2 separate regions of the Homo sapiens genome follow, and region 1 is linked to region 2. The links are chromatin contacts, found by Hi-C or POLR2A ChIA-PET in ENCODE. All regions are on one chromosome and are shown on one strand. Each heading gives the region's core, a stretch centred on a gene start or an enhancer-like site at or near the end of the contact. The rest is flanking DNA. Distances are from core to core; before and after follow the strand shown. Region 1 holds the start of PLCL1 (phospholipase C like 1 (inactive)). Region 2 holds the start of MOB4 (MOB family member 4, phocein).

Evidence for each region. Hi-C counts contacts between places; a loop is a spot of excess contacts on that map. ChIA-PET counts read pairs that join two places held with the same protein, here RNA polymerase II (POLR2A). Pooled maps may share reads with other maps.
Region 1: a pooled map shows a loop between it and region 2 (4-fold over the local background). The contact joins the promoter of PLCL1 here to the promoter of MOB4 in region 2. A Hi-C loop is called at or near these places in 1 of 37 single-sample maps with no recorded cell type and 10 of 50 pooled maps. POLR2A ChIA-PET finds 5 or more read pairs at or near these places in 3 of 52 experiments (PC-3, T-cell and activated naive CD4-positive, alpha-beta T cell).

Annotation. Positions count from the first base shown.
Region 1 is chr2:197,802,122-197,805,944 of GRCh38, forward strand. It overlaps PLCL1 (phospholipase C like 1 (inactive)), which reads left to right and starts at 2,472. Exons shown (of 6, transcript NM_006226.4): 1 at 2,472-3,218. The coding sequence starts at 2,979. It overlaps LOC105373828 (a long non-coding RNA gene), which reads right to left and starts at 2,425. Exons shown (of 4, transcript XR_001739850.3): 1 at 1,588-2,425. RefSeq lists a silencer at 2,519-2,648.
Region 2 is chr2:197,513,652-197,517,442 of GRCh38, forward strand. It overlaps MOB4 (MOB family member 4, phocein), which reads left to right and starts at 2,415. Exons shown (of 8, transcript NM_015387.5): 1 at 2,415-2,495. The coding sequence starts at 2,436. All of the region lies in intron 2 of HSPE1-MOB4 (HSPE1-MOB4 readthrough), which reads left to right. RefSeq lists a silencer at 2,254-2,473.

The sequences.
Region 1 (3,823 bases), core at 1,222-3,721, 290 kb after region 2:
TTGGGAGGCAAGAATTGTAGGTGACAGCTATTTGGAAAGAGGGACTGTTAATGCAGGGGTAGGAATGTGCCCATGGCTGCTGACTTAACTGAAACTAGCTAGTCTCTTTCAGTTTTTGAAGTGGGTCCACAAAGCAGAATCTGCTCCTGGCTAGGAGCAAGTACATAGGAGGGGTTTTTTTTTTTTCAATTGCAAACATGAGTATCAGGAAAAGCCTTCTGAGCTTATGCTGGAACACAACAATATAAACGACTTGCTAGATTAGGGTCCAACTAGTTTATCAAAGCAGAGTAATTTAGACAACAATCTTTACGGATAGAGGCTCAGAGCAAAGGAATCAGAGGGGTGTGTGTGTGTGTGTGTGTGCACTTTCACATGAGGGTGAGAGGGAAGGATGCCAAGGAAGAGAAAAGAGTCCAACTAGACATTGTCTAGTTGAAAGATACAACATTTTGCAAGTTATATGCTGTACTTTCTGGCCTCTGTTTTTTTTTAAATCACTGACCTTGAATGTTTGTTAATAAAGTGATGCTAATTTTAAAATTTGTAAAAATAAATTATTATCATAATGGTACACAAATCTGTAGGATGAGGAACTTATAAATGACATTAATATCCTATAACAAGATAATGAGTGAGATAAAGGCAGTTTTACATTTTTCAGAGGACAACCGAAGAATGGGACTTTTATTAGAGTAACAAAGAAAAATGAAGCACTGACAACTGTAAATGACAGAAGTCAAATGTAATAATAGTTGAATATCAAAGAAAAAAATGATAGCCTAAAATAAGATATATTTCTGAGGATAGCAATTAAAAATATTTCCTATATAGCATAGACAGGAATTCCCTGAACTAAAGGAGATGGAAGACATGTATGGTTGTTTTAAGTCTGGGTACACTTTATTTTCTTCCTCTAGTCTGTGCGTTGTAAAGGCATACCTGTTGAAAAGGAAACTTTTGTTGGGTTACCCCTCCTGTCTTTTAAAGATGAGGGGGAAAAAGAAGCCTTTGCTGTTATGGATGCAGTTCTCAGAATCTCACTAGAGGGTGGTGTTGGTTCTAAAACCAGAGGTCACTGCTACTCTCTACAGTACATTCATTACTAGGCTGCATTTATGTTTAAAGAAAAGGCAAAGTCAAGCCTTCTCAGTATTCCCTAGTAGTTGATAAATGTCAAATCTGAAACCTCCCAAGTGCCCCTGCCAGTTCTGGCTGGTTGTAGCCCAGAGGAGACAGATAAAGTAGTGAAGAGATTATCGGAGGAGTTGGGTGGCTGATTCTAATTTTGGCTCCTGCACTAACTAGTAGACAAGACTCCCTGGGCCTTTGTCTCAACCGTAAAACAAAAATGATGTCCTAGTTGATCCCTAAATCCCCATATATCTCTAAAATTATGAGATTCAAACCAAATTGTTGGTCTAAAATGCTGAATAATTTCTCATGCTGTTAGCCAGACTAAGGAACAAGTAAAATCTCAAATTATTAAATTATTAATAAGATAAAATGTAATGTTATAAGTGAGGTTTAATATAGATTCTAATATCAAAGGAGTTTAAAATTAAAATGCCAAGTCTTTTGTCTTACCAGGGAGCCTTAGGACCATGGTTTGCATCTGAGCATTCTGTGGATAATTTCAGTGACTTAACTCATCATCCAAAGATCTCTCCCTTCTTGGTTGCTAGCTTACTGGAAATGAGCAAAATATGTTTTTATATAGGATTATATAGAGAAAGGAGGCTGAACCATTGTCAAATAGGAATGTTTTAGGATAGAGACTAAACTCCCCACCTGCATTTATCTGACTTGGATTATATCTGTGCTTTTTAAGAGTCAGTCTTCGGAGGGATTTAGTTGGTTCAGTTTCCTTTCACCCTCATCTCTTTCACTGACTCCCTTTCCTTGTTATATTTACTCACACTGCAGAATGACCTTAGAATCCTTTCCTGGAACCTGAAGCAAATTATGGAACCCCAAGATCCCAGTAAACCCTAGTTTATCTCTGCATGGACTTGACTTCTAAGAATTGGCCTGAGAGCCTGCAATTAACCTGTGACCACGCAAAGCTTCACCCCGTCACCCCAAACGCTTAGACATTCATACTCAATACCCACTTTCCTCCAAATTGCTTTGTTTGGCAGAAGAAGGTTTCTTTCTCCCCTCTCCTTCACCCAACCTGGATTTTTGTTGCATCTCAGGCTCATTTCGCAAATCTAAACTTCCTAAAATATACACGGAGCGCCTCCGGGTTTGCACACGCGCGCGCGCGGGTACACCCTGGCTCGAGTACATTAGCCCCGCTGGGCCGGCTCCCAGTTGCAGAACACATTCCATTCTTCGCGCTCGGGCACACCCCTCCGCAGTGAGGATTGGTCGGGCCGAGCCCCCTCGGCGAGGCGAGGCTCCTAAGAGGCCCAGACGCCTGCCAATCCCCAAGGGCTGTCAAAACAAGTCTCCCTCCCTGTCACAACAGAGCTGAGTGGAGGCCGCCGCCGCCGCCGCACTTCCTGGGACCGCTGCGCCGCAGTCCGCGGGCAGGTGGCGGGTGCGCCCGGCCGCAGTCGCCCGGCTCTGGCCCCTATCGGGCCGCCGGCGTCCGGGCTCCAGAGGCCGCCTGGCTGGGCGCCCGGTGCCTTTTGTCTGGCGCAGGGCCGGCGTTTGCATCACATTTCGGATACCTCCCTCTCTTTTTCGCCTCTCCTTCTGCCTCCCGCTCACATCGCCTCCCCACTCCCGCCACCGTCCCCCGCCGGACTGCTAGCCTCCTAGACCGAAGCCCGAGGACGTCTCTGCCCGAGCGATGTCCCCTCTCCAGAAAGTTGCCGCCGCCGCCGCCGCCGCCGCCACTGCCGCCGCTGGGCGGTGAAACAAAGTCTGGCGGGGCCGCCTCCCGGTGCAGGAGCGCACCGGTGCCTAGCGGCTGGACTCCGCTGCCGGGCGTCCCGCTTTCCCCCGGGGAGCCCTAAACGCTCCAGGCCATGGCCGAGGGCGCGGCCGGCAGGGAGGATCCGGCGCCGCCCGACGCGGCGGGGGGCGAAGACGACCCCCGAGTGGGCCCGGATGCCGCCGGGGACTGCGTGACGGCGGCCTCTGGGGGCCGGATGAGGGACCGTCGCAGCGGGGTCGCACTGCCAGGCGCCGCGGGGACCCCAGCGGACAGCGAGGCGGGCCTCCTGGAGGCAGCACGGGCGACCCCCCGGCGCAGCAGCATCATCAAGGTAAGCAAAGCCGCGCCGCACCGGGAGCGTGGCTGTGGGTGATGGGTGGGTCAGGGACCCGGGCAGGATGTGCGGTGTCCGGAGGCATCCGGGCTCAGCATTGTTTTCTCCCACCTCCTTCAACGCCAAACCTTCCTTCCTTATCCGGAGGTTCCCAGACTCAGCTGTCAGCCACGAGACGCACAAGTGACTTTTTCTCCCCACTGACGGCAGAGGAAAAGTTCCGCTCTGCGTCTTTGCGTTCTGATGGATGCTTTCCCTCATTTTCTCTGCAAGCTTCACTAAACCGTTGATGGAGGGAGGAAGGGAGAACTCTGGATAAATGCAGACCCACCGGATGGTTGTGCATTGCTTTCCAATGAAGGGTTAGCTTTTCCCATACAATGAAGAAAATGCACAGCTTACTCTCAAGTGTAAAAAAAGAATCCCTCTAGACTTAAATGATCCCGAAATCCCAAGATGTGTGAACTTTCCCGGTAGGGAGGCAGAGTTTTAAGTGGACCCTGCATCACAGTAAAGAGCAATGCAAGAGCCCAGAGTTTTTGCGCTGCAGAAAGCACAACCGGAAAGCAATCAATCCCCCAAGCATTATCACTGGTCCTTGT
Region 2 (3,791 bases), core at 1,165-3,664:
TGTAACTGTTATTGTTGATCATGCTTTTTGTTTTTCTTTTCTCTCTCCTCCTACCCCGGACAAATTAACCCTAGTTATAAAATTTGTCTTGTTTGGAGGTACGTAATCTACAGGCTGACAGAGGAATGAAAATGTGAAGGTTATGAGCTAGAAACATTCTATCCCTAAAGAACAAGGTCCTTCCTATGAACAAGGCCAGGGTTGACATCAGAATGCAACTTTATTGGACTTTTCAAAAACAACGAATGTGCATTTTGTTCCCGAATTTAACACCTACTCATTCACGTTTTTTGTTGGTTTCAGATGGGTTGAAACAGTTTAACAAATCTGGAATTAAGAGAAAGTGAAGATGATTCCATTCAACTATAGGTGACTATTTACAGCTCAGGGAAATATCACACAATCTGGGAAATGTAAACGTAATCCTTGCAGTAAGTGAGGCGAGTTATCTATAGACCAAGAGGCCTCCCTGGGACTCTGCTATCTCATAGACCCAACCCATCTCTCTAAGGGAGGCAACATTTACGTGTCACTTGTCCTAGGCTCTCGTTGCATTTAATACAAGTTGAGCATCCATAATCTGAAAAGTCCAGAATCTGAAATGCTCCCAAATCTGAAACTTTGAACATCCACATGATGCCACAGGTGGAAAATTCCATACCTGACCTTCTGTGACCGGTTGCAGTCAAAACTTTGTTTCACGCACAAAATTATTTGAAGTTTTATAGGCGCCTGCCGCCACGCCTGGCTAATTTTTGTATTTTTAGTAGTGATGGGATTTCACCATGTTGGCCAGGCTGGTCTGGAACTCCTGACCTCAAGTGATCTGCCCCCCTCAGCCTCCCAAAGTGCTGGGATTACAGGTGTGAGCCACCGCTCCCGGCCTATTTAAAGTATTGTATAAAAGTAACTTCAGGCTATGTGTGTAAGGTGTATAGGAAACAAATGCATTTCACATTTAAACTTAGGTTCCATCCCCAAGAAATCTCATTATGTATATGCAAATATTCTAAAATCCAAAATAATCAGAAATCTGAAAGTGTTTTGGTCCCAAACTTTAAGATGAGGGGTACTTAACCTGTATAAGAATTTGTGATTTGCACGTCTCTGTTGCTGGAGTCAAGGCAATTTGTAGTGAAGGACTGAGCCTTATCATACTTGTACATTAGTGCCTACCATATAGTGGGGCTTAATGAGTATCTGTTGAACGAATAATCTTTTCATATGTAGACGCTGGTTCTGGGAGGGCAAAATTAAGTCCCTATTCTTGAAGAGTTACCAGTCAATACATCTTCCAGAGAGAACCAACTTCCTGTTGTTAAACCCTTCAATGCCTAGTTCTAAGTCACTGACAATTACTCAGCTAGAGACCCACTCAACCTCTCCTCTCCTCTCAAATTCCATTTCTGGAAGCTGTTACATGGCCCTTCCCTCAGCATTCTCAATACACCTTCTATCTAGGGACACTTGATGTTTTCTTCTTTTGGAAATCATGCTACTGTATGCGTTTTTTACTTTTTGAACTGTCTTCCCATCTGCTATCCCAAGGCCTCCCTCACCCCAGATAAAAGATTCAAGGTTTCTAAGCAGGAAAAAAAGTTTGCGAAAATGCTGTGGTTTCTTAAGAGAGAACACTTAAAATTTGCAACAAAGGAAATGTGGAATCCTGTAAGATGTAAAACCCTCACCACCTGTCAAGGACTACTAATTTCCTCCTCCTGCTTCTGACTTGAAAAACACGAGCTAAATCTGTCTGCCTAACGCACAAAACCAGATGTCCACTCTTCATCTCACATAATTGACATCTGCGTCTTTTATCTACGTAAACAAACTTGTCATTGAAAAAGTCCTTGGCTTTGAAGTCGCCGGATGGCGTAAATAACACTGACACTCAAATCCCCCGTCTGATTTCAGATTGGGTCGATTTCACGCAGGTTCTATAGAATTTGCCAAGACTGCTGGCCTGTTTTCTACCCTGATTCCTTAGGTGGCTTCTGGGACAGAATTACGGTTCTCTAAGTATTTGCTTGCAGGTGGGTTTACTGAAACGGTCGCCACTATACGAAGTTCGTTCTTCCCGTGTAACTAACGAGAGCCCATACCAACGTGCAACGCAGCCGTGCACACTGCCGCAGCGGTCGCTGCGATCACGACCTTTCAAACCGCCCCGCAGCCCTCGCAAAGAGGCTCGTGGCGCCCGCCTTCCGGTGCCTCAGTCCCTGCCAGTAGCCACCCGACGCCGTCCGGCTGTTCCTCGTTCGCCCTCTCCCTCCGCCTAGCCCGCTTCTACCCGGACGGCTCCCGGCGCAGGCTGCAGCTGTTCCGTCAGCTGCCGCTCCTCCTCCCAGACGCAGAGCGCCGCTCTGCCCCGCCCCCCGCGCAGGCTGCCGTCCCTACATCCGGGTACCGACTCCAGCCGCCTAGACGCTGGCACTATGGTCATGGCGGAGGGGACGGCAGTGCTGAGGCGGAACAGGCCGGGCACCAAGGCGCAGGTACCATGTCTGCACTTTTCTTGTCGGGCAACTAGGTGCCGAGCAGTGCTGCGCCCGGAAGCTGGCCGCCACTGCGGGGAGGTTGGGCCGAGGCGGCAGGCGGGCGGGCTGGGGCACTGGTGCCCGGCCTGCTCTTCCGGAGCTGCAGCCCCTCAATTTGGCTGAGGCGGTGGCGGCCGCCGTGAGGCCTGCGGAGCTCCGACCCAGGGGTAGGCGTGAGGGGCGGGTGGGGTCTGCTGGTGGTACCTGCCTGCCGAAGCCCTGGGCTGCGAGCCTGTCAGCAGCAACGGCTTCTTCTCGCCTTGCCCCTGAGCCCCAGCTGACTAGCATTGGAGGGGCGCGACCAGCCTGGTGGAGACCCCCGGGGTTTCCTGAAGGTCGGGGCCGCTGAGGTGGGAGGGGGTGTAAACACAGCCTACCTCGACCCGGCGTCCAGTTCCTACCTGGCCTGGGAAGTACCTACCCGTTTCCTGCCATCCAGCTTGTCTAGCCGGATCCGGGTGCCGATATTCTCCTCCTTGTTTCCCTTTGACCACCTCTCCCTGCCGCTTTCCCTGGAGCTGTTCTCTGGTCCAGCAAGTTTTCATCACTAAGTTGTGACTTGTTAGATGTCATTCCTTGCTAATATGCGTGAAGCATAGTCAGAGAATGAACTGATTATAATTTTGTCAGCTTTTTTGTAGGGCATTATGTGTGGTAAATTGGTGCTTGATTAGGCATTGTTTCTTAGGGTTTGGAAAAGATGGGATGCCTCACATTAAAAATAAATAAATAAAATTGGCATCCAGACTTGAACTGATTAATTGCTAGCCGAAATGGCTTGCTATAGACTAGATGCTCTGAAATCGGAAGAGATGTGTTTATAAAATGTTAAAAAGTGATGCAAATGAAAATTGAAACAAAACAATCGTGGAGCTATGATTGTATGTCTGAGAATAGATTTTAATTTCTTATACAGAATTATGGAAAGAACACCTTTCGAAGGGGGCATACAGGTATTGATTACCTCCCCAGATTCATGTTACAGATAAGGAAACTGAAGCCCAAGAGAATTAAGTGGATTTGCCCAAGGATACATAGTCTCCTGATTCTTAATTCACTGGTGACCTGTTCTCTTTAACAAGCTGCTTCTAGTGCTGAATTTCAGAGAAAATTTTAAAGTCTTATTTTGGAGTCACATTAAGCTGTCAGTTATTCCTACTGACAGTTTTGTTTTCATACTACTGGAAATTTATCCGTTACATATGCTTGCTTTTTACCGTTTCCACACTTTTCTTCCTCATGCTCTTTTCTCAG